Regions from separate parts of the Homo sapiens genome. Here region 2 is linked to region 1. Evidence: read pairs that join two places in POLR2A ChIA-PET (ENCODE). Cell type or tissue: MCF 10A. All regions are shown on one strand. Each heading gives the region's core, and the rest is flanking DNA. Links, peaks and the distances in the headings are about the cores only. Region 1 has its middle 44 kb from the start of GHET1. Region 2 overlaps CUL1 (cullin 1).

Region 1 (16,450 bases), core at 3,201-11,200:
ATTTTATCGATAATCATATATTGCTCTTCTAATCAGAAACAGCAATTGCACCTTTTTCAGAATGCCTGTGTACCCTGGCATGTGGGCCCTGGGATGCCCAGCAACAGAAGGGCAGACAATAAACACTGAGCCAACACTGAGCCTGAGGCCCTCCAGGCCTACAAGGGCCAACCTTCGGCACCACTTGGCTCTTATTACCTACTTGAATTTTCCACATCGGATTTAAATTGCAGCCACCATGCATTGGTGTGAAAGATGGCGCCAGAGGCAGAACAGCCACAGCAGGGCCGAAACAGGCTGCCTTCTTCCCAGCGCCACTATGTGTACACACCTGAGTTGTCTCATTCCTACATGTGACCCACCTGGCCAATACAATACAGTTATTCCTCTGTATCTTCAAGGGATTGGTTCCAGGACCCTCTCAGACACCAAAACCCATGGATGTTCAAGTCCTTTATATAAATTGGTGTAATATTTGCATATAACCTATGCACATCTTCCTGTATACATTAAATCATCTCTAGATTACTTATAATACCTAATACAATGTAAATATTGTAAACATTTGGAAAATATTTTTTCCAAATATTTTTGATGGGCATTTGGTTGAATCCACGGATGGACAACCCACGAATGGCCCAGAACAGCGGCTCATGCCTGTAATCTCAGCACTTTGGGAGGCTGAGGCAGGAGGATCCCTTGAGCCCAGGAATTTGAGACCAGCCTGGGCAACACAGGGAAACTCATGTCTCTTTAAAAAAAAAAAAAATTAGGCTGGGCACAGTGGCTCACACCTGTAATCCCAGCACTTTGGGAGGCCGAGGCGGGCGGATCACGAGGTCAGGAGATCAAGACCATCCTGGCTAACACGGTGAAACCCCGTCTCTACTAAAAATACAAAAACTTAGCCAGGCGCGGTGGCGTGCACCTGTAGTCCCAACTACTTGGGAGGCTGAGGCAGGAGAATGGCATGAACCTGGGAGGCGGAGCTTGCAGTGAGCCGAGATGGTGCCACTGCACTCCAGCCTGGGCAACAGAGCAAGACTCCGTCTCTAAATAAATAAATAAATAAGCAAGCTGGGCATGGTGGCATGTGCCTGTAGTCCCAGCTTCTCAGGAGGCTGAGGTGGGAGGATTGCTGCAGCCCAGGAGGTCAAGGCTGCAGTAAGCCATGATCACACCACTGCACTCCAGCCTGGGGGGACAGAGCAAGACTCTGTCTCAAAATAATAATAAAAAAGAATCCATGAATGCAGAACCCACGAATACGGAAACAGAGGGCTGACTGTAGGTCTTTCTCTACCTGTGTGAACAAAGCTGGTTATATTCAACTAAATAGCCAAAAGAAAAAGAAGGTATTACTTATAGCATAAATGCTTTGGATAACAGGAGTTGAAAAGAGGACACAAATGTAGTGTTGGTCAGTTTTAAAACTAAAACTCAGGCCAGGCGCTGCAGCTCACGACTGTAATCCCAGCACTTTGGAAGGACGAGGTGGGCGAATCACGAAGTCAGGAGTTCGAGACCAGCCTGGCCAACATGGTGAAACATCATCTCTACTAAAAATACGAAAAAATTAGCTGGCCGTAGTGGCGGGCACCTGTAATCCCAGCTACTCGAGAGTCTGAGGCAGGACAATCACTTGAACCTGGGAGGCAGAAGTTGCAGTGAGCCAAGATCCCGCCAGTGCACTGCAGCCTGGGCAACACAGCCAGACTCCTTCTCAAACAAACAAACAAACAAACAAAACAACTAAAACTCAGAAAAATAAAATTCAATGGTCATTACTTAATAAGTTCAAATGTGCTGGGCACGGTGGCTCATGCCTGTGATCCCAGCACTTTCAGAGGCTGAGCTGGGTGGATCACCTGAGGTCAGGGGTTCGAGACCAGCCTGGCCAACATGGTGAAACCCCGTTTCTACTAAAAATACAAAAATTAGCCAGGTGAGCCCAGTGGCTCATGCCTGTAATCCCAGCACTTTGGGAGGCCAAGGCAGGTGGATCACGAGGTCAGGAGATCAAGACCATCCTGGTTAACAGAGTGAAACCCCGTTTCTACTAAAAATACAAAAATTAGTCAGGTGGGCACAGTGGCTCACGCCTGTAATCCCAGCACTTTGGGAGGCTGAGACAGGTGGATCACGAGGTCAGAAGATCAAGACCATCCTGGCTAACAGGGTGAAACCTTGTCTCTACTAAAAATACAAAATATTAGCCGGGCATTGTGGCGGGTGCCTGTAGTCCCAGCTACTCAGGAGGCTGAGGCAAAAGAATGGTGTGAACCCGGGAGTCGGAACTTGCAGTGAGCCAAGATTGTGCCACTGTACTCCAACCTGGGCGACAGAGCAAGACACTGTCTCAGGAAAAAAAAAAAAATTAGCCAGCCATGTTGGCACATGCCTGCAATCCCAGCTACTTGGGAGGCTGAGGTAGGAGAATTGCTTGAACCTGGGAGGCAGAGGTTGCAGTGGGCTGAGATTACGCCACTGCACTCCAAGCTAGGCGACAGAGCGAGACTCCATCTCAAAAAGTTAATTAATTAATTAATTAATTAAAATAAATAAATTCAAATGAACCTTAGTGAGCATAGGTACTATATCCCAGGCATTAGATTAGGTACCTTTGACCCCTACAATAATATCTCTGAGGTAGAGAAAGATGCATGGGCCAAGCACTAGCGTGCAAGCACATCAGCGTTTAGCCTTTTAAGCTGAGAGGGAAACTGCTCTGCTCTTTACAGCTGTGGTCCTAGAGGAAGATATTTCTTTTGCTTTTTTATTTTTTATTTTTGAGACAGCGTTCTTGCTCTGTCACCCAGGCTGGCATGCAGTGGTGCAATCATGACTGACACAGCCTCGACCTCCCGGCTCAGGCATCCTCCCACCTCAGCCTCCCAAGTAGCTGAAGCCATAGGCACACACAGACATGCACCAACACGTTCAGCTAATATTGTTTATTATTTTTTTAGAGATGGGGGTATCTCCCTATGTTGCCCAGGCTGGTCTCCAACTCCTAGCCGCAAGTGATTCTCCCACCTTGGTCTCCCAAAGTGCTGGAATGATAGGTGTGAGCCACCATGCCCATAATAGGCATAAACTGGGAAGATATTTACGTTATCTGATTTAACTACCTGATAGAGCTGTTTTGAGGATGAAATGATATAATACTAGTGAAGATCCATGGAGGTACATCCCAATAAAACAGTAAAGAGGCAGGGCACGGTAGCCCATGCCTGTAATCCCGGCACTTTTGGGAGGCGGAGGCGGACAGATCCCTTGAACTCAGGAGTTCGAGACCAGCCTGGGCCACAAAACTCCCCTCCCCTCACATAACCCCTTAACCTTTTTAATCAGTACTTGTTCTTTTTTTTTTTTTTTTTTTCTTTGAGACAAAGTCTCGCTCTGTCGCCCAGGCTGGAGTTCAGTGGCGCCATCTCGGCTCACTGCAAGCTCCCCCTCCCGGGTTCACACCATTCTCCTGCCTCAGCCTCCCAAGTAGCTGGGACTACAGGCGTCCGCCACCACGCCTGGCTAATTTTTTTGTATTTTTAGTAGAGATGGGGTTTCACCGTGTTAGCCAGGATGGTCTCGATCTCCTGACCTCGTGATCCGCCCGCCTCGGCCTCCCAAAGTGCTGGGATTACAGGCTTGAGGCACCGCGCCCGGCCTTTAATCAGTACTTGTTTTAATATTTCATGTAGTTTCCTTTAGGCCTGTAGGGAAGGGAAAATGCTTTTCCTCTACACTCTCATGTTCAATAACTAGGGGCTTGCAAATTAAGCTGCAAAAGACAGGTACCTTTGACAAAAGGAAAAAAGCAGTTTATGTGTGTAATACACATACACACAGGAGTGCTCAGTGATGAGCAACTCAAAGGGGTGGTTCGCATTTGGGGCTTATATACCTAACTTAGTTGAGGAAAAAGAGGGGAGAGAAAGGCTATTATGGGGGAAAAAATGGGTTTCCTGAGGAAAGACAAATAGGAGTTTTCAGGAGAAGAAACAGGAGATAAGAAAGTTTGTGAGACTGTCTAGACAGGTATGGGTGGTCTCCTTCAGGGCCATAAAACTTCCCTGATGAATGCATTTATGAGTAGACCTAACCCAAAAGGGGAATTTATAGCAGCCTCCTTTCTCAGAAGTCACTGCTTTTAGTCAGATAAGGGAAGCTCTGAGAAAGTTTCTTTCTATATGTTCATTCTCAATTACCTTCAGCTCAAAATAATCCTGATGACAAAGTGTCACATTTTGGCATGGCATATTCTGATCTCCCTTAGGTTAAATAACTATTACAAAGGGAGATTAAAAGCTGATGCATTCTATCAATTCTAAAGAAAAAGATACCAGTAATATAATATAATGAAATAATGTAAAAAGTATAATTTATACAATCTAGAATGATGACTATTATGTAATTGCCACCTTAATCATAAGACAAAAATCCCAAAAGTATAAGTGTCACTAAAGCAATTATCCACCTTTAAAAGACAGCATTTGACAACATTCCTAATATCTTTCTTAATCTACTGCTTTTCCTAGATTAAATGTATTTTTTAAATCACTGTCAGCTCTCTTAATCTTTAGAAATTTTTAAGCTTTTAGTACCATCGTTTTCTCTAGGACAATTTTTAAACATTTTAATATCTTAAATTTGAGGTTTTCTTCATTTTCCTGAAATTATCAAATCAACCCCGAAATCCCCAATATCCAAACTTTTTCTCACTAATCACTATAGGTTATGAGGAAATCACCTTGGGCCTTTTTCTGAACAATTTCCTAGGTTTGTCTTTACAGGAAGAAAGAAGAGTAAGTTCTAGGAAAACCCTAAGAAATATTTTGAATAAAATGCTTTATTTTGCCTAAGTGCAGAAAATCTATACAAGTTTCCCCAAAAGGAAGTTTTTAATAAACCAAAAAAGGCAAAAATATCCTTAGAAATAATTCAGATGAGGCTGATATTCCAAAGGGCTTAATTATGGAATCTATTTCATATTTTAGTTTCAGAGCGTAATTCATATGACATATAAAACACAAGGTTCGGCCTACGTCCTCAGACGAAATCTTCTCCCTGAAGGAATATAAATTCATATTTTTGCTAGCATTTTTAAGGTGCAAAATACTTAAGTGTGGGTAATCTCCTCTGTCCTTAGCCCTTTCGTTATAAACATTTAAAACTTCTAAAGGTCACCAATGGCTTGCACTTTCCCAATCAATTACTGAAAAGAAATGTGCCAGGCTCACGGTGGATTGAGAAAATATGAGTAATTCATGGGCGATTTAAACTGCCGAAGAACTCCCAGAATAGGATTTTTAGCACACACGGGTGTTACTGGGTGGTATCTACAAGTATTGGGGGAAAAGAGGGTAGACTTATGGGGGTCACGTGTTGGACTCCTGTTGACTCACTCTCAATCTCTGATCAGTAGAGACCTGGGTGTAGACGATCGGGATTTCTGGGCAAAGGGGCTCCTGATGATGAAACAAAGCCGACAGGTGGTACCTGCAAATCCCCGGAGAGGGACAGGCCGGCCGGCGCCCTCTCCCTCCCCAGAGCCCAGCATCTGAGCCCTCGGCGTCCGCAAAGTCCAGACGCTGCCACTCAGCCCTGAAACTGACACGAAACGGACAAGACAAGCTGCCGCGCTTCAGCCACAGGCACGCGAGTGACGGGATTTCCTGGATCATTGACCCGCGGCCCAGCCCTGGTCCGGCAGGTCGCGGGCTCTCAGCTCCGGCGAAGCTGTCCACCCAGACTAAAGCGCAATTGCCCGGAGCCCGCGTGGCTGCGAACCACGCGCCGGGTTTACTTTCATATTTAGCTAGGCGCTACCCACAATGCATTTGTAAAAGTGAAATGCAGAAAAACCTTGGTTGATTAACATAATTCTTACAAACTCTCTTAAGAGAGAGCATTTGGTTTTGTTTTCATTGTGTTTAATCAAAAAGTTTTACACATTTTATTTTTACGATCATGGCATAGGCTCTGAAAAGTCTCCTTACCTAGAAAAGACCCTAAGTAGGCACTATAAATAACAAGAGACTCACAGGATAACACAGTTGGTCCGAGTGTTGTGGGTTATTGTTAAGTTGATTTAACATTGTCTCCCCCCACAACCGCGCTTGACTAGCTTGCTGTTTTGCACTAATAACAGTAGTAGACAACGTTTACATAAATCAATAAAAACGCATATAAAAGTAACCTTTAGTTGACGGTTTGAACGAAAGAGTAGCTTTTAGTTGATTTGAAAAACTTTCAAGGAAGCCTATTGGTTATAAGCTTCTTTTAGTAAGATTAACTTCCCAGCAGCGTTGAAGTATTAACCTTCAAAATGCCTGAGAAGAAAATTTACACGAAAGGAATAATTTTGTTTTAATTACCTTTGAATGTATTAAATATTGTATTCGGTTTTTAATAAACCTTATAATCAAGGTTACTTTTCTATATATGTGAAAATATATATATATATATACACGCATACATACACATATACACACACATACATATATGTATGTATACTTTCCCCCCCACCACCCCGAGACAGAGTCTTGCTTTGTCGCCAGGCTGGAGTGCAATGGCGCGGTTTCGGCTCACTGAAACCTCCACCTCCTGGTGGCTCACGCCTGTAATCCCAGTACTTTGGGAGGGCGAGGTGGGAGTGGGAGGGGATCGCTTGAGTTCAGGAGTTTGAGACCAGCTTGGGCAGCATGGCGAAACCCCTGTCTCAAAAATGAAAAATAAAAAAGTTATAAACAGTTTGTTGCTATAAATTCAATAATTGTGTAGGTGTGAGTGAGCAGATAATGTACATTTTTTGCATAAGTTTGTTCGTTTGTTTCACATATAAAATATATAGGTTTTACAATCTGAAAGCTATAAGAAAAAAAAATTTAAGAATATATAGGTTCACAGATTCGGATCAATATCCAATTTATAACCAGCTAAGAATGGAGGTGTTCATCGGTTTCACCTCCCTGGCAAGGCTTCCTCGCTGGCATTCATCCAGCCTTTCCGTCTGCAGTTGTCAGCCAGCAGTTGCTTAGAGTTGACACTCAGATTCAATCAAAAAAGTCCAACACACTGGCTTTCTTCATTAGCAAATAAACTTGGCTGCACTATTGAAAAATATGCACCCTCTATTGTAAATTTGCTCCAAAAAAATGCCCTTGAAAAAATTGGCAAAAGGGCCCTATCATTACTAAATCTCGACAGAAGAAAAGGGCATCATTTGTTAATAAGGGCCTGAGGAGCATTCACAAGCTGCTGAGAGCTTGCTGAAAACGGGCACTTTGTGTCTGTCAGCCTTCTTAAACTATTAATACCTGAGTCCTGAATGTAAAAGCCTTGACATACAAAGCCCCCAAATTCTAGAATGGCTGGTAGTCTACAAAGTTAGAATACCAGAATCTCTTTTTTTTTTTTTTTTTTTTGAGACGGAGTCTCGCTCTGTCGCCCAGGCCGGACTGCGGACTGCAGTGGCGCAATCTCGGCTCACTGCAAGCTCCGCTTCCCGGGTTCACGCCATTCTCCTGCCTCAGCCTCCCGAGTAGCTGGGACTACAGGCGCCCACCACCGCACCCGGCTAATTTTTTGTATTTTTAGTAGAGACGGGGTTTCACCTTGTTAGCCAGGATGGTCTCGATCTCCTGACCTCATGATCCACCCGCCTCGGCCTCCCAAAGTGCTGGGATTACAGGCGTGAGCCACCGCGCCCGGCCCAGAATCTTGTTCAATGTGCTAAATGTGATAGGCACTTCAATATCCACTTCAGGTGACAAATAATTAGAAATGAGGTCCACCGTGAAGGAAATGGACCAGAACTTAGCTTTTGTATATATAATTTCAACCTATGACTCAAACCCAAGAGTGACAATGAGTAAGATCAGGTTTTAGAGTGAAATAATTTTTTATGAAAAAATATATATCACTGAGTGCGGTGGCTCATACCTGTAATCCCAGCACTTTGGGATGCTGAGGTGGGCGGATCACTTGAGGTCAGAAGTTTGAGACCAGCCTGGCCAACGTGGTAAAACCCTGGTATCTACTAAAAATACAAAAATTCGGCCGGGTGCGGTGGCTCAAGCCTGTAATCCCAGCACTTTGGAAGGCCAAGGTGGGCGGATCATGAGGTCAGGAGTTCTAGACCAGCCCGGCCAACATAGCGAAACCCCGTCTCTACTAAAAATACAAAAATTACCCGGGAGTGGTGACAGTCACCTGCAATCCCAGCTACTTGGGAGGCTGAGGCAGGAGAATTGCTTGAACCTGGGAGGCGCAGGTTGCAGTGAGCCAAGATTGTGCCACTGCACTCCAACCTGGGCGACAGAATAAGACTCCATCTCAAAAATATATAATATATCATATATTATGTATATATTATGTATATAATATATCATATATTATGTATATATTATGTATATAATATAACATATATTATGTATATATTATGTATATAATATAACATATATTATGTATATATTATGTATATAATATAACATATATTATGTATATATTATGTATATAATATAACATATATTATGTATATATTATGTATATAATATAACATATATTATGTATATATTATGTATATAATATAACATATATTATGTATATATTATGTATATAATATAACATATATTATGTATATATTATGTATATAATATAACATATATTATGTATATATTATGTATATAATATAACATATATTATGTATATATTATGTAAATATAACATATATTATGTATATATTATGTATATAATATAACATATATTATGTATATATTATGTATATAACATATATTATGTATATATTATGTATATAATATAACATATATTATGTATATATTATGTATATAATATAACATATATTATGTATATATTATGTATATAACATATATTATGTATATATTATGTATATAATATAACATATATTATGTATATATTATGTATATAATATAACATATATTATGTATATATTATGTATATAATATAACATATATTATGTATATATTATGTATATAATATAACATATATTATGTATATATTATGTATATAATATAACATATATTATGTATATATTATGTATATAATATAACATATATTATGTATATATTATGTATATAATATAACATATATTATGTATATATTATGTATATAATATAACATATATTATGTATATATTATGTATATAATATAACATATATTATGTATATATTATGTATATAATATAACATATATTATGTATATATTATGTATATAATATAACATATATTATGTATATAACATAACATATACTATGTATATAACATATGTATATAACATATATTATGTATATAGTATAATATAGATATTATGTATAATGTATATAATAGATATTATGTATAATGTATATGATAGATATGTATAATGTATATGATAGATATTATGTATAATGTATATGATAGATATTATGTATAATGTATACGATAGATATTATGTATAATGTATATGATAGATATGTATAATGTATGATAGATTATATAATGTATATGATAGATTATATATAATGTATATGATAGATATTATATATAATGTATATGATAGATATTATATATAATGTATATGATAGATATTATATAGTGTATATGATATGATATATTACATATAGTGTATATGATATGATATATATTATATATTGTGTATATGATATGATATATATTATATAGTATATATGATATGGTATATTATATATTGTGTATATGATATGATATATATTATATATTGTGTATATAATATAAGGAAAAAAGTAGCATCCTTACAGAACATGAAAAACGTAAAAACAACCATAGAGAGAGAGAGAGAGAGAAAGATATCTTGTTGAAATGAATGCTATCATCCCTTGCATTTCAGGGAACTCTGCAAGGATCCTGCCTCCTGGCACTAATTTTTTTGTGCCCTTGTGTAATTCCCTCTTCCTGAGTGTAATCTGAACTTACTGACTCATTTCTAAGGAATAGAATAAGACAAAAGTAAAGTGCCTCTCTCCTTTGCCGGGGAAAGCCAGCTGTCACGTACTGAACAGCCCTACAGAGGCAAAGAGCTATATATGCAGCCAACAGCCAGGGAGGCCCTGAGCACTGTGAGAGGGCTTGCGGCCAATCTCTCCCCAACTGAGCCTTGAGATGACCACAACCGTGGACCACACCTTCATTTCAAGCCTGTGGGAGACCCTGAGCCTGAGCACCCAGCTAACTGTGGCCAGATTCCTGACCCACAGCTAGTGTGAGGAAATCAATGTTAGTTGTTAAGTGTTGGGTTTGTTTGTTATGCAGCCATCAATAACTAATACATGCACTTTACCAAGAAGTGCTGCCATTGCTGAAGCATATTTGGAACCCTTCTGTTTTGAAAGTCTCCTTCAAAGTTGAAGTGTGACCCATGCAAGAAAATGGGTCGTGTTATTTTACATCACTTCATTTTTGCCAAGACAGTGCTTCCCATTGCGTTATCATATTCAACGTCCTTGACTTTGATGGACTCTGGACCGTTTTAAAAAGCAAATCTATCTTCAAAAGAGGAAAATTTGCTGCCCCAGAGATACCAAAAAGAATATTCCACGGCTTCTGAAGACAAACTCATTTGGTTTTATTTATTATTTTATTTTATTTACCTTTGAGTTGCAATCTCACTCTGTCACCCAGCCTGGAGTGCAGTGGCATGCACTCATGGCTCACTGCAGCCTCGAACCCCTGGGCTCAAATGATCCTCCCACCTCAGCCTTCCAAGTCACTGGGACTACAGGCACGTGCCACCATGCCTGGATAATTTTTAAAAAATATTTTCGAGGCCAGGCACGGTGGCTCAAGCCTGTAAACCCCAGCACTTTGGAAAGAGGCCGAGGAGGGCACATCACGAGGTCAGGAGTTTGAGACCAGCCTGGCCAATATGGTGAAACCTCATCTCTATTAAAAATACAAAAATTAGCAGGGCGTGGTGGTGCGCATCTGTAGTCCCAGCTACTCGAGAGGCTGAGGCAGAAGAATCACTTGAACCTGGGAGGCGGAGGTTGCCATGAGCCGAGATCGTGCCACTGCACTCCAGCCTGGGCAACAGAGCGAGACCTTGTCTCAAAAAACAAACAAAAATTTTTCGTATCCATCTCTGAAGTATCTGGGGAAAAAAAGAAAATAAAAATATTTTTGTGGCTGGGCACAGTGGCTTACGCCTGTAATCCCAACATGTTGGGAGGCCAAGGTGGGCGGATCATGAGGTCAGGAGTTCGAGACCAGCCTGGACAATATGTGAAACCCCTCCTCTACTAAAAATACAAAAATTAGCTTGACGTGGTGGCGCGCACTTGTAATCCCAGCTACTCAGGAGACTGAGGCAGGAGAATTGCTCGAACCGAGGAGGTGGAGGTGGCAGTGAGTTGAGATCACACCATTGCACTCCACCCTGGGTGACAGAGTGAGACTCCGTCTCAAAAAAATATGTATATATATTGGGATCTCAAAATTCTGGCCTCAATTGATCCTCCTGCCTTGGGCTCCAAGTTTTTATTTTGCTTTGTTTTGAGACAGGGTCTCATTTTGTCACCCAGGCTGGAGTGCAGTGATGCGATCTCGGCTCACTGCAGCCTCGAACTTCTGGGTTCAAGTGATCCTCCCACCTCAACCTTCAGAGTAGTTGGGACTACAGCGCAGGCCGCCTGGTTAGCTTTGTATCCCAAGATTTTGAATACATTTTGATCAATGGCTGTATCCTTGGAGTAATTTTTCCAAGCGATTATTTTGAAATGGATAATAGAGTATTTACTTTGGATATTGAATGCACCAATTCCTCAATGAATGAGTTGTGCTGTGTTTATTTATTTAGTATCTAACAAAAATATAACACTTCCTACTGATGATAACTCTATGTGGTAGGTGCCATTATGCCTGTTTTACAGCTGAGGAAACTGAGGTAGAGGAGTGGCCCACGGGCACACAGCAAGTACGTGGCACAGTAGGAATCTAATCCAGGCAGTCTGGCTTCTGGGACTTTGCACTTTACTACAAAACTAACTTGCTTCTGTGTTTGTTCACTTTGTTTTCTAGTTATATATCTCATACAATAATAAGTTCTAGACAAAAACAGTTCCTTAATATTCATTGTAATAAAATTTCACCTCTATTCAGATAATATTTCAAATAGATGGGTTAGGAAAGTGTGTGAAACATGAAATTGATATTGTTTGTTCATACATTCTCCTGTAAGAGAAGGTAAAATTAATCAGAGCAACCATCTTTGGCCAGATCTAGGAAAGGCACAAGCTCGAAGGAGCAAATTAAGAATTTGCTGTTCATGTAAAGCCTGACTTTTTTTTTTTTTTTTTTTTTTTTTTTTTTAGTTAGTAATATATCAGACTTCGACTAGAACTTTCCACTCCTTCAGCTAACCCCTGCTGCTGCTATGCCCAAGGGCAATTCGATCAGAGCCCATGCCAGATTTGAAGGCTGGCCCTTATGGAAGCCACTGCCTTTGTTACCCTGCCAGAGACCTCAAGAGAACTACTGAGTTACTTTAGAGGGTTCCTTGACTGCTAAACCTCGTTTGACTTTCTTCTGCTGCTTGTAAGGGTGTCCAGCTGAGTCTATCCCTTCTGGCTCTAACCAATAGACAGATCCTTGCTGTTCCACAGTTTCATGGGACTGGACCCCCTCCCTTGGGTCTGCTCTCTGTTCTGGAAACCACGAAAGAGTCTTGTTTATTCCTTTTTTGTGTGTTGCCATTTAGCATATCCTTTGCTGTTTCCTAATAATTTGCAAATGTGTCTTATATCCCCAAATAGATAATAACTTCTTTAGTAGTGGGTATGCAATTGTATTCGTTTCATTAGCCTCAATGCCTTCTACATAGGAGTTGCTTGTTTTAAAAACAAGAACCCAGGCTGGGGTGGTGGCTCACCCCTGTAATCCTAGCACTTTGGGAGGCGGAGGTGAGAGGATCACTTGAGGTCAGGAGTTCAAGACCAGCCTGGCCAACATGATGAAACCCTGTCTTTACTAAAAATACAAAAATTAGCTGGGTATGGTGGCAGGCAACTGTAGTCCCAGCTACTAGGGAGGCTAAGGCAGGAGAATTGCTTGCACCCAGGAGACGGAGGTTACAGTGAACCGAGATTGCACCACTGCACTCCAGCCTGGGTGACAGAGCTAGCTAGACTCCATCTCAAACAACAACAACAACAACAACAAAACATAAAAATTAAGCTGGGTGTGGTAGCTCACGCCTGTAATGCCAGCACTTTGGGAGGCCAAGGTGGGTGGACCACTTGAGGTCAGGAGTTCAAGACCAGCCTGACCAACATGGTGAAACCCCGTCTCTACTAAAAATACAAAAAATTAGCCGGGTGTGGTGGTGCACATCTGTAATCCCAGCTACTCGGGAGGCTGAGGCAGGAGCATCGCTTGAAATCAGGAGGCGGAGGTTGCAGTGAGCCGAGATCATGCTGAGAGGTGACAGCATGCTGGCAGTCCTCAGAGCCCTCGCTCGCTCTCGGCACCTCCCTTGCCTGGGCTCCCACTTTGGTGGCATTTGATGAGCCCTTCAGCCCCCCACTGCACTGTGGGAGCCCCTTTCTGGGCTGGCCAAGGCCAGAGCCCACTCCCTCAGCTTGCAGGGAGGTGTGGAGGGAGAGGCACGAGCGGGAACCGGGGCTGCGTGCGGCGCTTGCGGGCCAGCTGGAGTTCCGGGTGGGCGTGGGCTTGGTGGGCCCCGCACTCGGAGCAGCCAGCCAGCCCTGCTGGCCCCAGGCAATGGGGGACTTAGCACCCGGGCCAGTGACTGCGGAGGGTGTACTGAGTCCCCCAGCAGTGCCGGCCCACCGGCGCTGTGCTCGATTTCTCGCTGGGCCTTAGCTGCCTTCCCGCAGGGCAGGGCTCGGGACCTGCAGCCCGCCATGCCTGAGCCTCCCACCCACTCCATGGGCTCCTGTGCGGCCCCAGCCTCCCCAACGAGCACCACCCCCTGCTCCACGGCACCCAGTCCCATCGACCACCCAAGGGCTGAGGAATGCGAGCGCACGGCGCAGGACTGGCGGGCAGCTCCACCTGCAGCCCCGGTGCGGGATCCACTAGGTGAAGCCAGCTGGGCTCCTGAGTCTGGTGGGGACGTGGAGAGTCTTTATATCTAGCTCAGGGATTGTAAATACACCAATCAGCACCCTGTGTTTAGCTCAAGGTTTGTGAGTGCACCAATCGACACTCTGTATCTAGCTGCTCTGGTGAGGACATGGAGAACCTTTATGTCTAGCTCAGGGATTGTAAATACACCAATCGGCACTCTGTATCTAGCTCAAGGTTTGGAAACACACCAATCAGCACCCTGTGTTTAGCTCAAGGTTTGTAAATGCACCAATCGACACTCTGTATCTAGCTGCTCTGGTGGGGCCTTGGAGAACCTGTGTGTGGAAACTCTGTATCTAACTAATCTGATGGGGACGTGGAAAACCTTTGTATCTAGCTCAGGGATTGTAAATGCACCAATCAGCACCCTGACAAAACAGGCCACTCGGCTCTACCAATCAGCAGGATGTGGGTGGGGCCAGATAAGAGAATAAAAGCAGGCTGCCCAGCCAGCAGTGGCAACCTGCTCGGGTCCCCTTCCACGCTGTGGAAGCTTTGTTCTTTCACTCTTTGCAATAAATCTTGCTACTGCTCGCCCTTTGGGTCCACGCTGCTTTTATGAGCTGTAACACTCACCGCGAAGATCTGCAACTTCACTCCTGAGTCCAGCGAGACCACAAGCCAACCGGGAGAAATGAACAACTCCAGACACGCTGCCTTAAAAGCAGTAACATTCACCGTGAAGGTCTGCAGCTTCACTCCTGAGCCAGTGAGACCACGAACCCACCAGAAGGAAGAAACTCCAAACACATCTGAACATCAGAAGGGACTAACTCCAGAGGCGCCACCTTAAGAGCTGTAACACTCACCGCGAGGGTCCGCAGCTTCATTCTTGATGTCAGTGAGACCAAGAACCCACCAATTCCGGACACAATGCCAGTGCCCTCCACTCGGCAACAGAGCAAGAGTCTGTCTCAAGTCAAAACAAAACCATAAAAAATTAAAATAAAATAAAAAAATAAAAACAAGGACCCATGTTATCAACTATATGCAAGATCTAGGTTGACTTCAGGAATCATGTGAACACCAGAAGAGGCTCGATCTCTTTATCTCTGAGTTGCTGTATCCAACCTTCAAAAGATTCCAAACTACTAGGAATACTGATGAAACTCAGCAGGATTGAGGATTGGTAGTGACCTTGACCATTTTGATGAGTTTTCAAACTACTTACTGAACACTATGATTAAAAAATGGTTATTTGATTTTGTATCTATATATTTGTGTGTTACTTAATATAAATAATTGCACTCAGGGACTTGTTTGACTCAAATGCAGATGTTTTAAGCCCTAAGAATCTGAATTCAAAAAGGGTTCCAGGTATCCATGTCCTAACACTTGGGTTCTCATCCCCTTTCTATTCCTTTACATGGAAGCAAAACACCAGTCACTTTCACAAGAAGATTGTCAACAAATATTTACTGGCCGCCGCTATTGGCAAAGCGCACTAGCAAGGAAAACAAGAGAAACAGCCTCTGTCCTCAAGTAGCCTAGTAAATAATGCGATTTTCCTGCCACTGTGTTTCTCTCTAAAGAACCACAAAGTAACACCAAAGTATGCTGTAAAATCACATTGAAAAAAATTGTTTTCTTCAAAACAACATACAGAAGGTTGGATAAAATTGAGATAATAAATCGATTTAAGGAATTTTAAAATATCTTTTTTTTTTTTTTGAGACGGAGTCTTGCTCTCTCGCCCAGGCTGGAGTGCAATGGTGCAATCTTGGCTCACTGCAACCTCCGCCTCCTGGGCTCAATCAATTCTCCTGCCTCAGCCTCCCAAGCAGCTGTGATTACTGGCACCCTCCACCACGCCCAGCTAATTTTTGTATTTTTTTAGTAAAGATGGAGTTTCACTATGTTGGCCAGGCTGGTCTCAAACTCCTGACCTCGTGATCCAGCCACCTCGGCCTCGCAAAGTGTTGGGACTACAGGTGTGAGCCACTGCACTGGCCTAAAATATCTTTTTAATGTAACATTTTATTGTATATAATACATATATTATCAGTTTTTTGTTTTTTTGTTTTTTGTTTTTTTTTTTAAGAGATGGGGGTCTCTCTATGTTGCCCAGCCTGGTCTTGAACTCCTAGCCTCAAGAGATTCTTCCATCTCAGCCTCCGAAAGTGCTGGGATTACAGATGTGAGCCACTGTGCCTGGCCTATAATACATACATTATCTTTTTTTTTTTTTTTGAGATGGAGTTGCTCTGTCACCCAGGCTGGAGTGCAGTGGCACGATCTCAGCTCATTGCAGCCTCCACCTCCCGGGTTCAAGTGATTCTCCTCCCTCAACCTCCCGAGTAGCTGGGACT
Region 2 (16,450 bases), core at 5,098-13,097, 170 kb before region 1:
AGGATGAATCAGGAATGGCATCAAAGCCTAATCTTTCATCTCGGAAGGGGTAAAACTATGTTTTGCTGCCTGAGATGATTATGTTCTTCCAAGAAAGAGTTATAACTTAAAACAGAAAAAGTGGTGCTGTTTGGTTTGCATGTTCTATATTCCACCAGCTTTAGGTTCTTGAGTTATCAGTCTTAGTGGAACATTAGATATAAAGCAGCATTTATTGTTTTAAAATATCTTTATAATCAGAAAAACAAAATTACACATTAACTGTAGACTTTTTGGAAAATACAAATAACATAAACCTACAAGCCTGGGGCACTGTTGCTGATTATATAAACCACATTGGAATCATGGTATAGGTTTTTCGTAACTTGTTCACTAATGATTTGTTATTAGTAGTTGGTGTTTATTTTAGTGGGTAATCATAGTTCATTAACTGAACATATAATAACTGCCTCTTATTGGAAATGTATTAACTTCAAGCTTTTTTCTATTTCTTCATTTATGAGTTGTCTTTTCTTCCTTGTGTTTTTATTTGGTTGTACTCACTGCTTTGCTGGAGATCATTATGTATTAAGAATATTGACCTTTTGATACATACTGCAGATATTTTCCAAGTTTATTTTTCACATTTAGCTATTTAGAACGTGTAATAAGGTTCTGACTTACGTGGTTTAAACAGTTGTCCCATTATTATTAGTTCTTGATAGTACAAGTCCCGCCTAATCATTTTTTCATTTTATTTTTTCTTGGCTCTTGAGTATTGATTCATTACCAGTTGAATTTTTCCAGATTTCTCCAAAATTATACCAAATTTGAAAATCTGGGCAAGGCACGGTAGCTGGACAGCCTATAATCCCAGAACTTTGGGAAGCCGAGGCAGGAGAATTGCTTGAAGCCAGGAGTTTGAGACCAGCCTGAGCAACATAGTGAGACCTTGTCTCTAGAAAAAATTAAAAAGTTAGCCGGGTATGGCGGCATGCACCTGTAGTCCCAGCTGCACAGGGAGGCTGAGGCAGGAGGATCACTTGAGCCCAGGAGTTTGAGGCTGCAGTGAGCTATGATTGTGCCACTGCACTTCAGCCTGGGAGACAGAGCCAAGATCCTGTCTCTGAAAAAAATATATTTAAAACAAAAATCATTTTGGAGAGTATTGGCATTTTTATAATGCAAAATATAATTCTCTTTACTCAGATCACCTGAATAATTTATTGAAATTTCTTCCTTGCTTTGATAATTTAATAGTTTCTCTCTAAATTTTTGAACAGTCTGATTTCTGATGATGATTTCCATGTAATCACTTCAGGGCTTATATTTGTGTGACTCTTGGCTTCAAGTAGTTTTTAATCTAAAGTACCACATCTTAGTATCTGCACAGAAGATGCATTCATTTCTTAGAGTGGCAGAGACATTACCTCAAAAAGATAAAATACCATTCTCTGAGGGATCAAAATGATGTAAAGACATGTTAACTGTTAATAACGATGATGTTGTTAGGGCACTTAAAAAGGAAGTTTGAAATGGAAATACGTATTACAGAGAAAATGGCAGACATCAGTGGCTGTTTAAATATGGTTGTTGTTTACCGTAAAATCAAAGAACTTTTTCCTTTTTCTTTCTGTTTTTTGAGAAACGGAGTCTTGCTCTGTTGCCCAGGCTGAAATGCAGTGGCACAATCATAGCTTACTATGTCCTTTAACTCCTAGGCTCAAGCCATCCTCCCGCCTCAGCCTCCTGAGTAGCTAGGAAGGACTACAGGCGCGTGCCACACCTGGCTAATTTTTTTTTTAGAGACAGGGTCGCACTGTGTTGCCCAGGCTGGTCTCAAAATCCTGGCCTCGAGCAATCCTCCTGCTTCAGCCACCCAAAGTGGCTGAGCCATCATGCCCAGCCCTCCCTTATTTTCTTAATCGCATTTTATTAGAGCTGGCATGTGAATTTAATTTGCCATTTTTCAGTTTCCTTTAATTTACATATTAAAGAATTGTAACAGTTCTTTACCAATGAATCAAAACCATTCACTTGAATTAATTTTCTCCAGGCAGAGGCTCGTCTGCTTGAGGAACAACGAAGAGTTCAGGTTTACCTTCATGAAAGCACACAAGATGAATTAGCAAGGAAATGTGAACAAGTCCTCATTGAAAAACACTTGGAAATTTTCCACACAGAATTTCAGAATTTATTGGATGCTGACAAAAATGAAGGTGAGCCACAAGACTCATAAAATGTAGGTATTTATAATTATCTGTAGTTTTGATATTGCTTTTGATTCTAGACTCTCGAGTCAACGGCATTACTTGCCCATGTCAGTTTTAAAAAGATGCATGTGTTTGTACATCGTTATGTGCCAATTTCAGACTTCTGCAGAGCATTTTGGTTTGACTTAGGGGGAAGAGTGTATTTAGAATATGACTTGCTCCATACACTTTAGCATTAAATGATGCTACCCCAAGTTTTTTCTTGACTGTTCTTCCTTTGAAAATTCTCTGAGATGAGGAGACTGTCATCTTATATTTCCCTTAACCACTCCCATGTTTTACTGGGGCATGTTAGGAGCTCAATAAAAGATTGAAGTTTGGATTTTTCTTCTATGGTCCTCCTAAAGTAACCACATGCTGTATACACGTCTTAAATCAATTTGGGAGACCTTTTCTCAACTCATTTGTTTTTATAATTGAGATAGAAATCCATATTCTCCTTAAATGTATTCATTATTTTTAAACAAATATTTGAGTGCCTATTATGTGTCAGGCATAAATACTATTTCAATCTTGAGAATTTTAGGAAGCATTAGAGTTGTTTCTGATAATTTTTTTTTTTTGCTTAGTCTTAAGTTAGTGGTTTCTCACAGTAAGGGGGAAAATAAATTTACAATAGTAAATTTATAGTAAATAGTAACAATTTCATTGTTACTTTTAGCAAAATATACATATACCAAATAGAGAATATTTGGTTATAATTAAATGCTATTGATTATTAAAGTCTAAAAACATGGTTATCTTTTGCAGAGTATTTTTCATCTCAGTATAAATACATAATTAGTAGAATGGATATGCAAAATTTTTTTCAGTGCATAAAAGGGGTTTCTTCCTCTTTCAGATTTGGGACGCATGTATAATCTTGTATCTAGAATCCAGGATGGCCTAGGAGAATTGAAAAAACTGTTGGAGACACACATTCATAATCAGGGTCTTGCAGCCATTGAAAAGTGTGGAGAAGCTGCTTTAAATGTAAGTGAGATTTCATTGAAAATCAGTCAGGCTGATTATTTCCACATGCGAACTGCAAGCATATGTTATGCGTCTCTACTTCCAAATCTAAATGGTACCATTTTCATTAGAACTCTGAGAACCATGTTTTGTCTTTTTGAAGTAGATAGTTCACAGACATCTTTGTTTAGTAAATACCTCCGTAAGTTTTTCCCTCGCACTTTTTAGGCGTTAATAATGTTATTTTTTTTTTCCTTTTATGCCTTCTCACTGTTAAATTCCTTGCACTCACTAGAAGAAGCTGCTTCCCTAGAAACAAAAGGCTCCTGGAAGCTGTTACTTTGCCACTCACAGTCCACAGGTTGTGCCTTACAGGAACTTTGATCTGGATAGTAGCCTCTGGCTGAAGACCACAGGGCTGTACTCTGGAGAGGCCCTGCAGTTTATAGCATTTCTCTACACCCCTCCGCTTCCCCAGGGCTACATAGAATATTCCTGCTAGGTCATCTGTAATTCAGGTCATCTGTAATTCAGGTGATAATTTCACATTGGAAATAATTGCGTTTTTAAGACACAAATGAGTTGCCTTCAGTTTTGCTCCTGTTGTGAACTTCAGTTGTAACTGGGAGAACAATAGAGAAGAAAAGCTCTTTTTTTTTTTTTTTTTTTTTTTTGAGAAGGCGTCTTGCTCTCTTGCCCAGGCTGGAGTGCAGTTGTGCCATCTCGGCTCACTGCAACCTCCGCTTCCTGGGTTCAAGTGATTCTCCTGCCTCAGCCTCCCAAGTAGCTGGGATTACAGCCGCTCGCCACCATTCCCGGCTAATTTTTGTATTTTTAGTAGAGACAGGGTTTCGCTGTGTTGGCCAGGCTGGTCTCAAACTCCGGACCTCAGGTGATTCGCCCGCCTTGGCCTCCCAAAGTGCTGAGATTACAGGCGTGAGTCGTCACGTGCGGCCGAGAAGAAAAGTTTCTAAAACACATTGGTTCTTACATCTGAATGCAGAAAGCTTCTCTTGTTTTGACTTTATTGTGCTTAATGATTATTTTTGATAGCATTATCAAAAATAGTATTTTTTTAATCCTTATTTTTCTGTTATCTTTTGAAGGCTTCTTTTCCGTGTTTAATTTTGGGAGTTGCTGCTGACACTCAGCCGCCTCTATGAATTATTAAAGGGTTGAGTATAAAGCTTTCCTTTAGGTTTTTAAAACAATTTTATGCTCACAAGATGGGAGGGAACTGGCTCAGCCGTGGATTTTATGAAAAAGATCTCTAGGTTTTAGTAAAAACTTAAGTACAGAGTCCTCAGTGTCGGCACATACAGTGTCTTTACCGTGTGGTGATTACAGAGCCTGGCCAGGCTGCCTGCACTCGGATCTCAGCTCCACCATTGACAGCTATCTCACCCTTGGCGAGTTACTTCTGTCTCTGTCATTTTATTTTATTTTTATTTTTTTAAATAGAATGATAATGCCTATCCCATAGGATATTTGTGAATAAACAATACATGTAAAGTGCTTAAATCAGGGCACATAATTGCTCAGCAGTGATGACTGCTGCACGTTCTTATGAGTACACATAATTTTTTTAATTTAAAAACTCATTTCAAAATTACCCTTCAGTTTTTATGACTTTATTTCCAAGCTAAATGTTCCTTTAAAGGGCCTGATTCACACACACACACACACACACACACACACACACACACACACACACACACACAAAACGCTCACCCTCCTGTGATTCAGAAGGGGTCAATTCGGTGAAGACATTTTTTCAGTAATATAAGGTGCCTTCCCAGTTGTTGATTCAGAACTCAATTTACCTATATGGGCAGCAGAGCCAAGTAAATGACTTGACTTTCCTTGAAATGAGTTAAGTGGGAAGTCTGTTATTTCATCAGATAGATTAATGAAGCAGTTTTTGCTTTTTTCATTTAAATTGCTATATACTAGGTATGAGATTGGCCTTAGGGAACTCGTGTTCTATGTGAATATAGTTAGATTTAAAATAAACATGATAGCTGGGTGTAGTGGTGTGTACCTATAGTCCCAGCTACTCAGAAGCCTGAGGCAGGAGGGTCACTTGAGCCCAGGAGTTCGGGACCAGCTAGGGCAATGTAGTGAGACCCTGTCTCCTTTAAAAGGAAGAAAGAAAAAAAAAGCATTATAAATTACTTTTTCAGTTTTATAGGAAAGATGGGACGTTAATTCTAATGTTCATCTTTTCCAAACCAAAGTAAGGTGCTAAATTGGAGAAATAATCAACTATGATTCTCATGTTCCATTGTTTCTTTCTTGGATACAATCAGCTGCCTGATATTTTAGGCACTGAATAAATGCTGCCGATTGACTTTGTCAATGAGTCTTGAATCTGACATTTACCTAACTCGATCAGTTAAAGCAAAAGTATACCTTCTATGTAAATCATTTCTCTATTTGAGGAAGCTTCATCCGTCAGCAATGACAGCACAAATAAACTGCCTTTAACAGCAGTTACATTTTACGAGAAATCAAGCTTTTAAACAATGCTTGTGTTACTTAAATCTAAGCCACTGATTAACCTGAATTTAAGAACCAAAACAAGATTTTCTCCCGTGAAGAAGAGTTATAGCTCAGTAAACCCACGTTGCATCTGCCTTCACTCACAAAAGTCAAATATTAGTTTTTTTTAGTAAGTTACTGATTCTAGTTATTATTTACATAAGCACTGTTTCTACATTGAACTCATGAAACTCTGAGTTTTTTAATTGTTGTGCTTATGAAGTAAAATGTTCGGGAAAGCAAATACTTTTCCAATTTTCTGCAAAAGGAGTGTTTCCTAAAATGCAGTTTTATTCTTATTTGTAAACTTGCCGTTTGGCTCCTTCTGTTGGAATGCTGTCTGTCTGGTGCATGGGTTCCTCGTGCCCTTCCCTGCTCTGGGCTCACACTTGCCACCTCCATTCGCCATCTCTGGGAAAGCCCACAGAATTGAAGCTCAGGGGGAGCGTGGGTGCCCGGGCCATAGCCTGGCACACAGTAGGTGCTTGATTACTTATTGTAAGAAAGAAACACAGCTGCTAAAAAACAAATACTTTTAAATAGGTTTTAGTTTTTATCATTTATGTGGTAAATGTAAAAGACACATTGTAACCCAACCATAATTATTTTCAAAAACCCACTGATTATGAAAAATCAGGAGAAAAAAAGGTTAGTAAAAGTTAGAATCATTGTACATGATTTTAAGTGGGATTTAATTACCTTGAGAACACAATTTTTAAAGTTTAAAAATTTTTGCCTAATTAAGTTGAATCATAGTGTACGAGAATCATTTATAATTAGCATATTAAATGCCATAGAAGGCACTACCTAAGTGATTTTTTTTAAGTGCAAAAATGTGTAATATCAGTCCCGTGTCTTTCTCTGGACTAGAACACTATATATGTTACACTGAAGCTGTTCTTGATGAAATAAACTCCTTTGAGAGGCCAAAAAAAAGTTTTTTATCTGGCTAATCCTTTTATACCACTAATTTGGTTAGAAAACCAGCTTTACTGCTAATACCTGGCCTAGACTGAAATTCGTAGAGGTTTCCAGTTTATCATGTAAGTCAAATATTTTTTGTGTTCGAAGTTTTAGAACCTACTTATGAATTTTTCTTAAGGCATATCTTTTCCCTAGTTAAAACCAATTTAAACATTAAAGGCTATTTCTGGAAAACTGGCTGAAGGGGAATTTCCCTCATGGCATCTCCCTCTCGCCACCTAAAAGCTGGCAGCCCTCAGTGACGTGAAACTGAAGAGAGAGCCCTCCGAACCTCGGAGTGGGGAGGGGACTGTCCGTCAGGATTCCACTCTGTTTGGAAGCGTTCTCTCCAGCCTTCAGAGAGCCTCGTGATCAAGGGCATTTGTGCTCAACTGATATGTGAGGCGATCAATTAGCCTATTGCACTGGGGCACCAGGAGGACTTTGGGAACCTTGCACACAAATATTCAAGGATGAGATTTCAAACTGGTTTCGAGCTGAGCAAGGGATAGGAGAAATGGCTTGTTTAATAGGCAAGTAACCCCATGCATGATTGCTGGCCCAGGAACAGGTTGGGAATGTATCAAAAAATAGTCTATATTAAAATATAGAAGGTGATGGCCTCCATTCACTTAGTGAGGCTTGAAGGGGAGCATCTTCAAAGCAGAGACCATTCCTTCACGTGGTCATTTTAAAAAGAATTGAATGCCCACTGTGTGTGCCTGGCCCTGTGCTAGGCTCTTAATTTTTCTTATTTGACCAAAGCAACTGCAAACAGTCTCCTGCTTAGAATGGCTCACCTTAATGATTTTTTTGACTTTAAAATGGCATGAAAACAATAGGCATTTATGATACTTTCAATAAACTCATCGTACATTGAAAATACTGTCACACATTCAGGTCCGGGCGCAGTGGCTCACACCTGTAATCCCAGAACTTTGGGAGGCCAAGGCAGGCAGATCACCTGAGACCAAGAGTTCAAGACCAGCCTGGCCAACATGGCGAAACCCCGTCTCTACTAAAAATACAAAAATTAGCCGGGCGTGTTAGCAGGCACCTGTAATCCCAGCTACTCCAGAGGCTGAGGCAGGAGAATCACTTGAACCTGGAAGTCGGAGGTTGCAGTGAGCCAAGATTGCACTGCTGCACTCCAGCCTGGGTGACAGAGAGAGACTCCGTCTCAAAAAAAAAACAAAAAAAAAAACCCACACATTCAGTTTATGATGGGCTTATTGAAACATTATCCCAAATTGAGGAGTATTTTTAGCTGCATGATGTGGTCAGTGTTTCAAATCAAAGGGCAAACAAATTTTGCAGATCAAACTGAAATCGTTGTTTCATTTCTTTAGCAAGCATTTAGGGCATTCCTGTAGTAGACGTGATGTCAAGAACTCTGAATTAGAATGCCTTGCCTTTGTCCTTGTCACATCTCCGTGACCTCATCTGCCTAGTTTAGTGCCTACATTGCAGGTTCATTTGAAACTCACCTCTTCTCCATTCCTTAGCACAGAGGTGGCAGCTGTGTAGCATGAGTCACCCTGCCCTCATGCCTTGTTCATCATAAGCATTAGTAATCTAATAGGGTATAATTTCCTGCAGGGTCTGGACGTAGCCTCAGAATCCTCCTCAAAGCAGTAAGCAGCCTGCCTGTCTCGGTAGCAAGCTGTCTCCTCCTCTGTCTTCTGGGATGAGTCAGTGGAGCATGGGAATTCCTCCTCCCTTGGCTCTTACTGTTTTCTATGCATTTTCTCTCCAGTCCCAAGGCTACCATCTTAATCTGGGCTTCGTTTATCACTGCACCTCCCAAATGGCCCCACATCTCTCCCATTCCCATTCATCCCTCATGATAATTAGCAGTTTCGTCTTTCAGAAATACCACTTAATACATTTATAATTTTACTCTGTGTTCTTTTCATCCTTTGTTTTAAACAAAGCAGAATAAAGCCCTTCCTTGTGATAATATAAATCATAATATTACACTAAATCAAAATCCTCTAATTAGCCCACATTTTCATGAACCCTGTCTTCCAGTGAAACTATTATAATATCATTCCCCTACCCCAAAACTCTGGCTAATGTCTCTACTTATAACACAGTCATCCTTACCTTCTGCTTGTCTTAGTCCTGCTTTTAAGGCCAGCTCAAATCCTCCCTTCTAGAAAGAGCTGACCTTAACTCTTCTATCCTAAGCCCTATTTGTAAAACTCTCATTACAAGTGTACATGTGGTTATAACTTCCTGTGCTTCCTGTCACTGCACCATGGGTGGTACAGCCCTTGAGAGCGAAGCTCACGCCTCATTATAGTTTTATGCTCTGTGGTTTCGGGCCTAGCCTCTTACCCAGCGAGGATCTGTGGATGATAATGGTGAAGGCCGTCTGCTGCAGGGCTGCCGTCTCGGCTGCACGACTCTTGACCCCGCTGCGTGTGTCTTCTCAGCTGGAACTCACCATTGTGTAAATTTGCCTCACTCTGCTTTCCTAGTTCTTCTGTCTTCTCTTCTTAGAGACAGTCCTTCTTTTTTCTACCTGTGAAATACCTATTTATCTCTCAAAACCCAGCTCAAAAGTTTTCTCAGTCACCTTGGAATGGTAGCATCTCCCCCTTGAAATAATGGCACATTGGACTGTTTATGTGACACTGCTTTATGCTTTAGATGTCCGTGTGAACGTCCCTCTATTGTAGCAGAGATGGCTCTATCCAGTTTTGTGTCCTCAGAGCTTATTATGACACCTTATCAGTATACTTACATCTTAGTTACACTTCCCATTGCTCCGAAAAGGACTTGGGGCTGCTCACACAATACGTGAAATAAAATAAGATAAATTAAATAAATCGGAGAATAGCAAAATAAGGATATGAGACACAAAATAGAGCTTAATATAATTCTCAAAGTGTGTGCAATGCAGTCCGTTACTCTTGTTAGAGGTAGGTCATGATTTGCCTCGAAATCGTTGTAGTCAGTACAGAGAGCTTGCCATTAAAGACAGCCAGCGCCGTGGGGTACGATCGGCTAGTAACTCAGAAGAATGATTTTTCTTGATGGTCAGAGCTGAGGATACTTTCTCCAGTGGCTCATCCTAAAAAGCATGGTAGTGCCGTGGACAGCATCATCAGCAGTACACTCACAAGGAAATAGGATGTCAAGTCCTTGGGTAGTTTGATAGTTTTCCATGACACCAGCTTATAGCACAATGCCAAAATAAAGTTCAGGAGAAGGGTCAAATAATGCAGACTTGTAAGTTCCTGTTAATTCTTGACTATACAATTGATTCCATTTTGAATGTTTAACACACAGTTGCTCAGCAGTCTGGATGTTACTGTATTCCCCCACAAAGACAGCTCTGTAAATGAACATAAATCAGGCTATAAGAGAATATCTCCTTACACTTGGTCTTCAGGGCAGAAGTAGCAACAAAAAAGCACAAGTCCTCTTTGAAACCATATCTTGATTTAGTGTCCTCAGCCTAACAGGTATTGCAGTGTGGCCCAACAGAGATGGGTCTGTGAGATACTTCAACACCCGGCAGGGCTGCTGGGTCTAACATTGGAGTGTTGGGCTGCAGACACTGACTGGGGAGAAATGTTGTGAACTTTATTTGCAGTTCTGAGAGAAATGCTGTGTTGAAACAGGAGAGGTTTTCAGAAGCTGCTCTCAGTAGCTGGCTCCAGGATTGGGGTGATGGTATAATACTTACAAAAGGCAGCACATCAGATAGAGAATTTGATAGGCAGAAATTAGGTAGCTCCGGCAAGTTATTTTTCAATGGAAGACTAAGGGGTAGATCCGAGTACATTAGCAGAAAAAGTTCTGTGATTTAGATTGGGAAGTTGAGTTAGAAATAATTATAAAAGCCCAGTCATGTGTGAACTTAGACCAGTGAACAGACGAATGTACTACCAGCTACTTCTGGTAGATTTGAGTTTGGGTTTAGTTTAGACATCCAAGATCCCCTTTCTCTTCTGTAGTGAAGTGCGTGATTAAATAACTGAGTCTTGATGCAAACATTCTCTGGATGGTAAGAAAAGAACACTGTCCAGTCATTGATAAAATTAGCTACAGAACCTTACATTTGGAGTGTAACCCAGCTTGGTTTGTTCAAAGGAGATAGGATACACATGGATAAAGTCAGCTTACACACACAGGAAGAGGGTCAGATGAGAAACTCATAGACTCTTAGAGCCATAGCTATTCCTTAAAGCTGGCTAATGGGTTTATGGGGGTTGATTTTACTATTCTTTTCTCATTTTGAACATATTGAAAATTTTCTATATTAAAACATTTTTTTAAGAAACAAATGTGCAGGTTTTGATTGAGTGGATGTTGGAAAGGAGAAAGAGTGTCTTTAGGACAAAAGGAAGCACGGTTTTGTACAGTAAGTCAGACATTTAATTACACAAAAAGCTGATATATGCTGATAATATACATTGATTCATATAGCACGTAGCTAAATTTGTGAATTACAGGTACATAACTTCAGAGAAACAAGGATGGTTTGGATTTATTTTGTCTGTTTCCCTCCCCTGAGAAATTCGTATGACCTTGCCTTAAAACTTTTAAAGAATACATTTTTAAATCTATATTCCTGCTAAAGAAAACAGTGAATCATTAAAATACCACCAGAAAAAAAAAAAAAAAGGTTTGATTTTTAGTTCAGGTCGGTAATGGCCTGTAAGTACCTTGAAGATGGTATCTTCCTATCACTTATGCCTTGGGACAGTACCCAAGAGTGGCTGAACTTTTTACCTAATTAAAAAATGAGTCATTTATTTGAAAAATTCCACTTCCATTTATTTTATCTGATTTCTTAAATATCCGGTCAACTGCTAATTTGTCAGATGTCATAATTCGTCAGTCCTACCCTTTTCTACAGGCTGAATTTTTAATTTGAAACAACTACACCTCTACCGAGTGTTACTTTCAGACGTAAATTACTGCAGGAAGACCCCCCTCTGCCTTGGTTAACATTTAAATGAGATGCCTCCTGTCCAGGACGCCATGAGACGAAGAGAATAATCATTTTCCCTAAACGAAAATGTACACATTTGTCATTTTGGAGTCTAACATAACCAGGCTTTTTTTTTTTTTTTTTTTTTTTTTTTGAGATGGAGTCTCACTCTTTCACCCAGGCTGGAGTGCAGTGGCATGATCTCGGCTCACTGCAACCTCCACCTCCCAGGTTCAAGCGATTCTCCTGCCTCAGCCTCCTGAGTAGCTAGGATTATAGGCATGTGCCACCACACCTGGCTAATTTTTGTATTTTTAGTAGAGATGGGGTTTCACTATGTTGGCTAGGCAGGTCTCAAACTCCTGACCTCAGGTGATCCACCCTCCTCAGCCTCCCAAAGTGCTGGGATTACAGGTGTGATCCACCACGTCCGGCCGAGGCTGTCATTTTTATATCCAACATACACCCTTCTTTCTCTTAATTATAGGGAAGACTTTAATCATTTCACAAGCAAATCCACTATGGATGCACGTCCCTACCCAAATTTGACTTTATACCCACATCAACTAAATTGTAGTTTAAATAAGTACTGAAGTAACCCTTGATTGGCTCAAGGCCAATTAGAGACCCTGCCCATGAACTTCTCTTTCCTGTCCATCCTCACTGAGTCAGGCAGCCCTATACTCATCTTCCTATACACTACTTCTATTTCAGAACTAACTTAATTATTCCTTTCTGAAACATTCTACCTGGGGAATCTTTTCATTCTCTTCAGAGAAGTCAGTCTTCCCTGGCAAGTCTTAGTTCTGCTTTCAAAGTTTAACATTTTCGTCTGTAAACACTCAGCCCCTAAATCTAGTCCACCTACAGCCTCCACATTTACAGAGTACATTCTGAAAGGCTGAAAACAAGGACTTCAGCCTCACCTTGAACTAAAGGAAATGTAGGTGTCAGCCAGGACTAGGGGAACAACCAGGGGGCGTAACCAAGGCCGGAATCAAAATGAAACCCACACAGTTATGGTGCTGGGATCAGGAATGTGTAGATAGTAGATCAGAATCCAAAGGTGACAATGAGATCAAAGATTTAAAAATTGTGGTCTGAGGTGCAGAGCCATGATTCCAAGATAGATATTGATGATTGAAGCAAAAAGTAGCAGCAGGTAGGCCGGTTAAAATAATGAGAAAAGGTTGGACGTGGTGGCTCACACCTGTAATCCCAGCACTTTGGGAGGTTGAGGCAGGTGGATTTGAAAAGAAAGTATATTCTGCTGTTGTTGGATGAAGTAGTCCATAGATGTCAACCAGTGGTTTATTATTAGTCATGTGAGTCCTGGGGAACCCAGAGGAACTCCCTCTTCAAACAAATGTTTTACCTGAGTCTGCACGTGTTGGAGAGTTCTCCAAATTAACTCTCATGTAGTCATATGATGCGTAGTAAAGGGAAGACTTAAAATGTGCTCATTCCAATCCTACGTGCCCCTGAAATCCAGGGGCAACTGCAGCAACATTTTTGAATTTAGACCAATAGAGGCTTTGGGGGAGGAGCATTTTCTTGCTGGCATTGTTTAACATTGCCAGGACATCACCATGAAAATAATGAAGGTCAGGCACGGTGGGTGATGCCTGTAATCCCAGCATTTTGGGAGGCTGAGTCGGGTGGATCACCTGAGGTCAGGAGTTTGAGACCAGTCTGGCCAACATGGTGAAATCCCGTCTCTACTAAAGATAAAATTAGCTGGGTGTCATGGCATGCACCTGTAATCTCAGCTACTTGGGAGGCTGAGGCAGAAGAGTCACTTGAACCAGGGAGGCAGAGGTTGCAGTGAGCCGAGATCATGCCACTGCACTCCTGCACTCCTGCCAGGGTGACAGAAGAAGACCCTGTCTCAAAAAAAAAAAAAAAAAAAAAAAAAAAGAAGAAGAAGAAGAATGAGGAAAGAGAGCACTTACTGAATTGTTAGTGTTTTTGTCTCAGTATTTTAAACTTTAAACCATGCTCCATCTGAAGAACTGTTGGTTTCTGCTTATTGAAAGAGGTGAGATGATACAGTAGAAAAGGCCTATTAAGAAAATGCAAGATTATTTCTAAATGATTTTTGAGATCTAACATTTATGTCCCCCTTTTTTTGCCTATTAATATCAAAATTAATGTTTTCCCCTGAGCACGCACAGACTGGTAGTGGTGGGAACCTCAGAACCATGCTGGGTGGTGGGGATACCATTGAGCACCTTCCCAGATAATGGTCCAAGTGCATGGTCTGCACACATACTCTCTATGGTTTTATTTCTGAAGCCTTTGCTTCTCTGTGTTTTGCATGGAGATAATGTTACTTGAAGACCAAGTGCTGATGCTAATGGGAAGAATGACACTGCCCCCAAACAACTGCACGATATGTTTTTGTTACTTAGTGGGGCCTCATTTCTCTCCCCTTTTTAAGGAAAAATTATCTAGAGGTAAGACTGTGGACAGTGTCAAGCCAGGTCCTGGTGTCCTGAGGTTGATCTGTTCTTGTTGACTGCCTGTCCTCAGGGAACTCTCCTAAAGCTCTTGTAATTGATCTGCTCTCTTTAGCCCCTGGCTGGATGAAAGATGTGGAGGCTGAATGTACCCTCAGAGGTAGTGTAGGCAAGAGCAGCTTTCCACGGACTGTCAGATCTGTCCCCTCAGCCTGGAGAGCACCAGTTTATGTAGATGAAATGGTGAAGGATGCTCCCCTCGAGCCTGTAGCACCCCATTATTCCTCTTTAGCAATATTCTTGAATGGTGCTGGGTTACTAGGAAGTGTTCGAGTGTTAAAGTATCACTTAGCACCACAACTGATCCCCAGAAATTGTGTGTAAATATATACCAGCTCTCCATGAGATGATGCCCTCACACCTCTTGTATGCCATATTCGGTTTACCTTTTTAAGAAAGAGTAAGATAAAAAGTTATGTGAGACTCTTAACGTGATTTTCTCTTCGTGAAATTGGCCTTTAGAATTATCCTTTTAGTGGAAATGTATGGAATAAAAGGTCGCAATTCAGTTGTGATTATCATTATGTTCCTGGTTTAGCCATTTAGGAGATTATTTGATGAATGCCACTTCACTAGGTACTTAGAAGTACGGCAGTGGTAGCAGGCAGACACGGTCCCAGTGGGCAACACTGAGATGTACCCAGCAAGGAATTGGCAGGTGTGATTAGTGTTGGGATGGGGTTTGGGAAGTCTTAACAGGGCAGCCTCGGCCTATCTTGGAAATTCAGAGAAAGCATCCCTGAAAAAAGTGTTTGAGATGGAGAAAAGAGTTAGAGCTAGCTAGGCAAAGGGGGATCCCAGACACAACAAAGCCCCTCAGTGGGCGTACACACAGCCCATTCTAAGAACGAAGAAGGCAGCATGGGCTGGCCAGACCAGGGAAAACCTTGAAAGCTGTATTGATGATATTGGCTTAATCCTGAGGGTGCAAGAGGAAACCAACGGAGAGTGATACAGTCATGGAATCGACGGGATATATGTGCTTGCTGCCATGTAGAAAGTGGGTGAAAAGGAAGAAGAGTTGTTACAAGTTGTGATGATTAATATTGAGTGTCAACTTGATTGGATTGAAGGATGCAAAGTATTGATCCTGGGTGTGTCTGTGAGGGTGTTGGCAAAGGAGATTAGCATTTGAGTCAGTGGGCTGGGAAAGGCAGACCCACCCTCAATCTGGTGGGCACAATCTAATCAGCTGCCAGCGAATATAAGGCAGGCAGAAAAACGTGAAAAGGCGAGACTGGCCTGGCCTCCCAGCCTACATCTTTCTCCTATGCTGGATGCTTCCTGCCCTCGAACGTCAGACTCCAGGTTCTTCAGTTTTGGGACTTAGACTGGCTCTCCTTGCTCCTCGAGCTTGCAGATAGCCTATTGTGGGACCTTGTGATTGTGTAAGTTAATACTTAATAAACTCCCGTATATATATATATCTCCTGTTAGTTCTGTCCTTCTAGGGAACCTTGACTAACACACAAGTATACCAGTTAGGTTAGTTAGGTTTGTTGTCGTGGTTCAGATAGTGATAGTGGCCCACTGGAGACTGGGCTGGTCGTGCGGGGAATGGAGAGAAGAATGATGCAGAGACACTGGCTTTGTAATGGACAGGTTTTGTGTTTCGATATTTGTTAAAACTGAATGATGAGTACATGGGGTAAGTTTTACTACTCTTTCTAATTGTGAATATATTTGAATTTTTTCCACAATAAAACGTTGAAAAGAAATGGACGGGTTGTATGGATTGAGTGGATTCACAGGATTCATGAGTCGGAAAGCAGGAACTGAGTCCTGGGTGCCTGGCTCGAGCCGCTGGGTGAGTGGTGGCACTTGCCGAGAAGAGCTCCAGAGAACACAGGACTGGGGAGCAGATCAGGCCATTCGTGACATAGGCTTTGGAAATCCCATGATAGCCCAGGGCAGGCCACACGGGCTCACCTGGGGGAAGTTTGGTGTGGATGTGAATGTGTCCGTCCTAGGTATAACAACAACTGAAATCATATAGGAGTTGAATGAGCCCTTAGGGACAAGCCCTGGGAGATGTCCTGTTTCTTACATGTGAAAAGCTCTCGTGAATACACAGAGGGTCCTGAATCAAACCCATTACTACTTTATTTTTTTAAACCTCAAACCTTTGTTCTTTGCTTTCTTGAAAAAACATCCATTTGATCCAGCTGATCTCTCTCCTCTCTGTTTTATAACCTGTCTTCGTTGTTTACCTCCTGAATGCTAAATCTACTCCCCTTTTGAACATCTTTTCTCTATTTGCTGACTAGTTCCTTAAA

Evidence for each region. Peaks named below come from ENCODE experiments on the same cell type or tissue, not always from the same donor. Only the 100,000 strongest peaks of a DNase experiment are listed, where the experiment ranks them.
Region 2: POLR2A ChIA-PET joins it to region 1 with 10 read pairs; 3 of 35 experiments call an interaction of 5 or more read pairs at or near these places.

What each region holds. Positions count from the first base shown.
Region 1 is chr7:148,935,434-148,951,883 of GRCh38, forward strand. It overlaps RNY5. Among named protein-coding and RNA genes, the nearest start is that of GHET1, 44 kb to the right of the region's middle. In MCF 10A, for the core only: a CTCF peak has its summit at 6,596 (motif pointing left); DNase peaks (open chromatin) are centred at 5,828, 6,098, 6,588, 9,988 and 1 weaker place.
Region 2 is chr7:148,764,526-148,780,975 of GRCh38, forward strand. CUL1 (cullin 1) reads left to right here. Exons shown (of 22, transcript NM_003592.3): 8 at 2,036-2,198; 9 at 3,094-3,224. Among named protein-coding and RNA genes, the nearest start is that of CUL1, 74 kb to the left of the region's middle. RefSeq lists enhancers at 7,627-8,826, 9,147-9,196. In MCF 10A, for the core only: no CTCF peak of the experiment used is centred there; a DNase peak (open chromatin) is centred at 8,316.